2 separate regions of the Homo sapiens genome follow, and region 1 is linked to region 2. The links are chromatin contacts, found by Hi-C in ENCODE. All regions are on one chromosome and are shown on one strand. The core of a region is the stretch at or near the end of the contact, and the rest is flanking DNA. Distances in the headings are between cores, read along the strand shown.

Evidence for each region. Hi-C counts contacts between places; a loop is a spot of excess contacts on that map. Pooled maps may share reads with other maps.
Region 1: a loop to region 2 is called in a pooled map, with 13 times the contacts of the local background. The contact joins the promoter of NME6 here to the promoter of PTPN23-DT in region 2. A Hi-C loop is called at or near these places in 2 of 37 single-sample maps with no recorded cell type and 8 of 50 pooled maps.

Annotation. Positions count from the first base shown.
Region 1 is chr3:48,299,795-48,302,730 of GRCh38, forward strand. NME6 (NME/NM23 nucleoside diphosphate kinase 6) reads right to left here and starts at 1,573. Exons shown (of 6, transcript NM_001308426.2): 1 at 1,559-1,573. RefSeq lists silencers at 1,276-1,475, 1,776-1,995 and an enhancer at 1,556-1,685.
Region 2 is chr3:47,380,165-47,382,876 of GRCh38, forward strand. PTPN23-DT (PTPN23 divergent transcript) reads right to left here and starts at 1,328. Exons shown (of 1, transcript NR_185912.1): 1 at 1-1,328. PTPN23 (protein tyrosine phosphatase non-receptor type 23) reads left to right here and starts at 857. Exons shown (of 25, transcript NM_015466.4): 1 at 857-1,016. The coding sequence starts at 933. RefSeq lists enhancers at 243-920, 430-489, 660-879, 921-1,596.

The DNA of each region.
Region 1 (2,936 bases), core at 323-2,822, 920 kb after region 2:
ACCTGATTTTCCACTCAAACCATAAAGCCACACCCAATCTAACCAGTACAAGATCAGCTAACCCACTCTCCCTAATGCCACAGGTGGTAACACGTCATTTTCAGCAACTGTCTACAGAGACATCCATGACACCTCCCCTCCCTCACTCTTCATATCCACACGATCACCAACTTCTGGCAATTTTCCCTACCTAATATATCTCAAAACCCATACCATTCTCCCATCCTCAACTGCTACCACCATAACTCTAAGACATCATCATTCCCCTCTGGACATCTTGACAGCCTCCTCTTTGGTCTCCCAGTTTCTGTCCTGCCAACCTCTACAATCTCCACACAGCAGCCAAAGTGAACCACACATGAAAATCTAATCATATGGTTCCCCTCCTTAACCCTTTAAAGGGCACCCTGTTCTTAGAATAAAAACCAAAATCCTTATCACGGCCTCCCAGGCTCTGCATGATCTTGTGGTTCCCCACGTACCTCTCTAGCCTCATCTGGAACCCCACACTCCTTAAGTTTCTCTAGCTCCAACCTCATGGGCCTTTCAGTTTTGAAAGAATTTCTGGCTTGACAGCCTTTGTGTGAGTAGTTTTCGCAGTCCTGAATGTGCTTTCTCTGGTTGCCTCCTGCCCACCTTAGTGATCTTAGCTCACTTCCCGTTACACTTTCTCACAGCTCCTTGCAAGTTCCCTTCAGTTCCGTCTTCACCACCAGAAGGTGTAAGCAGTACCTAGCACACAGCTGGCTCTTAACAGTATCTGAATGAACCAACGAATGCACCTCATCCAGCCATTCCAAGGCCAGGCTGCTAGGGGTTCTCGTGGCAAGAACACGCGGCCTGTAGGGAGGACATGGTTCCTTTACTAACGCAGCTAAGTTGTGGCTGTCTTGACTCTTGGTTTACAACAAACTGACAAGTCGAGAATCCTGTTAGACTTAAAGGTGACTCCATGAGAATTAAAAATTTTAGGCAGGGCGCGGTGTCTCACGCCTGTAATCCCAGCACTTTGAAAGACCGAGGCGGGCGGATCACGAAGTCAGGAGATCAAGACCATCCTGGCCAACATGGTGAAAGCCCGTCTCTACTAAAAATACAAAAAAATTAGCCAGGCATAACGGCGCGCGCCTACAGTCACAGCTACTAGGGAGGCTGAGGCAGGAGCATTACTTGAACTCTGGAGGCGGAGGCTGCAGTGAGCCGAGATCGCGCCACTGCACTCCAGCCTGGCGACAGAACCAGACTCCGTCTCCAAAACAAAAAAAAAGTAAAGCTGTCGGTACACTGCCACCCCAGCACTCGAGGGGGCCACCACTCGCTTCCTGGAGGGCGGCGGCCCAGCCCTGGTCCACCCACGCGCGGCCGGGACCTGCGCCCCTACCCCCGTGGCCACGCCCTCCAGCCCCCCGGGCTCACGGCCTCAACTCTCGACCCAGCCCCCTACTTCTCTAGGCCTGCAACCGCGCAGCCCTCACCCCTCGTACCCGGGGCCTAAGCCCACCCCAGATTCTGGGTCATTCGGAGCCCCAGTGCAGCAGAAGTCCGGCTGCGGGTTCACCTTGTCCTCCGGCACAGGGCCCGGCCACCAGGCGCCACGCTGGATAGCCTGCGGCCCTCGCAGGGTCCTTCAGGCGCTCCCTGGGCAGCCCTGCTCGGGGTCCTAGTCCGGTTGCGCCGCGGCGTGAGGTGAGGTGTGAGTTGCCCTGGAGGGTGGCGGGTTTTCCAGGCGCATGCATTTGCCGCGGACGGGACGAGAGGATGAAGCCGTTCTGGGCGCCGGAACTCGCTTGTGGGAACCGCCCCTCGGAAGCCGGCCTGGGCGCCCTCGGAAGCCGGCCTGGGCGCCCTCGGCGGGAGGGAGTGCTGGGCCGGGTGCTGGCGCAGCGCTACGCAGGGTGGCGGAACCCAGAGGACCGGACGGGCTCGTTCAGGGTGGCGGCCCGGCGGGGGCGATGCCCGCCAGCAGAGACACCGATGGAAACCTTGCCCAGTTATTTTCTTTGCCCAGGGTAGTTCCTGGAACATGGTTGATGCCCAGTATTTGTCAAAAGTACGCGGAGGGCAAAGAACTTAAGCGCTCGATAGCGAAGGCACAGGCCCTTCAAAGTCTTTTGAGCTCTGAGCGATACATTAGCATGAAGGATCGTAGCTAATATGGGGGTTGATGAAGGAGGATCCTTGGCTGGAGCCCAGGTGTGCATAGGGCATGAGGAAAGCAAGTCATAACGGCCTTTCACGTGTCATTAGGAATCTGGGCAGCAGGGTGTGGTTTGGGTTACTCTGGAGTCTATTGACGCAGCCCAGGGTGAGGAGATGAGAACTGGGGGTATTCCTGGTGTGTACTGTGATGTATGGAGAGGATGGGGACAGGGAGAATGGATCGGGGGTCAGCTGTGGCAGGTGACCAGAAACTTGGTGACAGGTTGAATAAAGATGGTTAAAAAAAAAAAAAGTGTTTTGGTTTCTTGGGTTTTTTTTTTTTTTTTTGAGGGAAATCACTGAGAATGAGAAGAATGAAAATAAACGATAACTGTCATCAATGTAAAGACTTACTTGCACATTTAACTGACTTCGGTGTCTGCCTACACAGGTGTTGCCCTCTTGGAAGGTTTATCCCCAACTCATGGCTTCTGTCCCTGCAGCAATAAGAAGCCACTTCCCAATAGTTTCCTGATACCCAGTCACCTTTGGGAACTTACGAGGAAAGTTTTTCCAGTCTCTCCGCAGACCCTTGCATCTCTTCTCTTTTTGTTTAGACCCTTGACCACCACCCCCTATTCTAATCTTAACTCCTCTGCTACTCAGTTCCAATCCTAACCCAAGCCCTAGTCCCTAAATTTATAATCCTTTAATCCTAGACCTGGTCTCTAGATCCTGAGCCCTTGATGCTTATCTTCTAACCTCCTAATCCCAACCTCAAATCCCTAAACCTCAAC
Region 2 (2,712 bases), core at 78-2,577:
CAGCCTCAGCCTCCCGAGTAGCCTATTATTTATTTCTAAAAGTAGGTGATACAGCCATATGATTTAACAATTCCTGCTCTATAGGTCCCCTCTCCAGAGGCAACAGGTGCTCTCCATTCCGTGGTCTCCTTCCAGATACTGTGGGCGTCCCTGGGTGCTCACCTGGCCGTATACCTTCCCCCACCCACTTCCCCACAGGGCCCGGGGCCTCCTCACTCCGCTTGAGACCCTCCATCCAGGCGCTCCCTCCCTATCGTCCGTCTCCCTTGGGCACTGCCCGGCCTCCCAGGCTGGGCTGAGTAGGCCAGTCTCCGGTCAGTGATTCTGTTCCAAAGCTCGAAAGCCTTCGCAGCACTGGGACTGAAACCCCCAGCTCTCAGCCCCGACTCCTTCAGGCCAGGTGCTCCCTCCGCACCCTCTCTAAGGCCCGTTTTCGCGTCATCTCTTTCCAGCGGCCCGCCCGCCACGTCATCTCTACCACAGCACCAGTCCTCCACGGCTCTTGACAATACGTGGGAGGGCAAGTTCATAGGTGAGGTCTCATGCTCTTCCTAGGAGGGAGGAGCGCGGCGGGCGGGACCCGCAGCTGGGCTTGGCCCGGGAGCGGGGAATAAGCTCGCTCCGCGCCTCTCAGTTTAGTGGATGAAGACTACTATCCCAGAAGCCGTTTCGCCTCGGGCTGGCGAGCTCCTCCCCGCCCTACTCCCTCCGCGCGAAGAAGACTGAGCATGCGCAACAGGGACAGCGCCTGCGCAAAAGACTACGCGAGCGGGTGGCTGGGTTCACTGCAACTCCCGGCAGGCCGCTGGCATTTTTCATTCCCTCCCGTGACCAGTGACTTCCGGCACGAAGGGGCGGGGCTGGGCTCGTGGCTGAGCCAGCAGCTGCAGCAGCTACGGGAGTGGCCGGGTGGCCGGCGGGTGCCAGCCGCCATGGAGGCCGTGCCCCGCATGCCCATGATCTGGCTGGACCTGAAGGAGGCCGGTGACTTTCACTTCCAGCCAGCTGTGAAGAAGGTGAGCTTGCCTTCCATCTTCCCCCCTATCCGCCGCGTATCTCCGTCGTCTGCAAGCGCGTGACGCCCCCCTGCGCGCCCATCACCTCCTCAGGCCCGGTCGCAGGGTCCGGTGAGGCCAGGAGGGGCCTTCGCCGGTTTTCCTCAGCCTGTCCCACACCCCGGCGCCCGCAGGCCATTCTTCTCCTCCCCGATAGCCCCGTGCTAGCACCTGCATCTTCATCTGAACCCGGTTCCCGACTTCTGCCCCGAGTCATCCGCTGTTCCCACTGAGGCAGCACACTTCCTCCTTCTGACGCTCGGACCCAGTTCTGCCCCGCCCCTCCTCCATGCCAGGACCGCCCCGCGCGGGAGCGGTGGGCGGCCCTGACCGTGCGGATTCTTTTGCTGCGCCCGGCCCTCGGTGCGCTGTCAAGTCCACGCCCGCCTGGGACAGACACTGGGGATGGCTCAGGGGCGTGTGTTTAAGACGTGAGCCCCGGTGGCCCAGGGAGATGCCCGACCCCTGCGGTGAGGGTTTGTTTTACAATTGCTGCGATTCTGTATGGTCTCCCATTCGGGAGTCTCTTTGGACCAAACAATACAATCCCACGACATTTTTAGGAGGGTTACTGCTTTTCGTAACCGACTGGAGGGCATAAACAGTGTTGTAGAGCTCAGAGAAATCTTACTGTGTTGGAAGAACAGACGGGCAGGTTTGGCGTTGACTAAGGCAAGGAACTTCTGTGGAGAGGTTCAGGTGTGGTGATTGAACACAGGTGCCCTCCGAGACATCCGCTGTATTGGTAGCACTGAGGGCTAGAGCAGAAATGAAAAGGAACAACCAGGAGGCCGTCGCAGGTGGGGGGCCTTGTGGGCTTAGCACAGCAGATGCCAGAGTAAGCCCCAATCTAGATGGTGCACCACTTAGCGAGACGCTTGGGAAGACAAATAGGAAAAAGAAAATGGGTTTGGAAGTAGTTTCCCAAGAAGCTGTCTCCCCTCTAATCGCCATACACCATTGCCTTAGTTCAGACAGTGTTTGAGTCCATCATCTAGCCTCTTGGGGCCAGGAAATGAGGGTAATTGATCCAAAATTCTAGAATTTTGTTAACGGTTATCCAGACGTTGCTCTCTTCTTCATCTGCTGTTTCTTTTTCCTACCTTTTTTTTTTTTTTTGAGACGGAGTTTCGCTCTTGTTGCCCAGGCTGGAGTGCAATGGCACGATCTCGGCTCACCGCAACGTCAGCCTCCCGGGTTTAAGCGATTCTCCTGCCTCAGCCTTCCAAGTAGCTGGAATTACAGGCATGCGCCACCATGCCCGGCTAATTTTGTATTTTTATTAGAGATGGGGTTTTGCCATGTTGGTCAGACTGGTCTCGAACTCCTGACATCAGGTGATCCGCTTGCCTCGGCCTCCCAAAGTGCTGGGATTACAGGCCTTCATCTGCTGTTTCATACAAATACAATTGGATGAATTTTTCTAAGACACAACAGAACTCCTGTTTTCTTTTTCTTTTCTTTTTTTTTTTTTTTTTTTTTTTTTTGAGACGGAGTCTCACTCTGTCACCCAGGCTGGAGTGCAGTGGCGCAATCTCAGCTCACTGCAAGCTCCGCCTCCCGGGTTCACGCCATTCTCCTGCCTCAGCCTCCCAAGTAGCTGGGACTACAGGCACCCGCCACCACCCCTGCCTAATTTTTTGTATTTTTAGTGGAG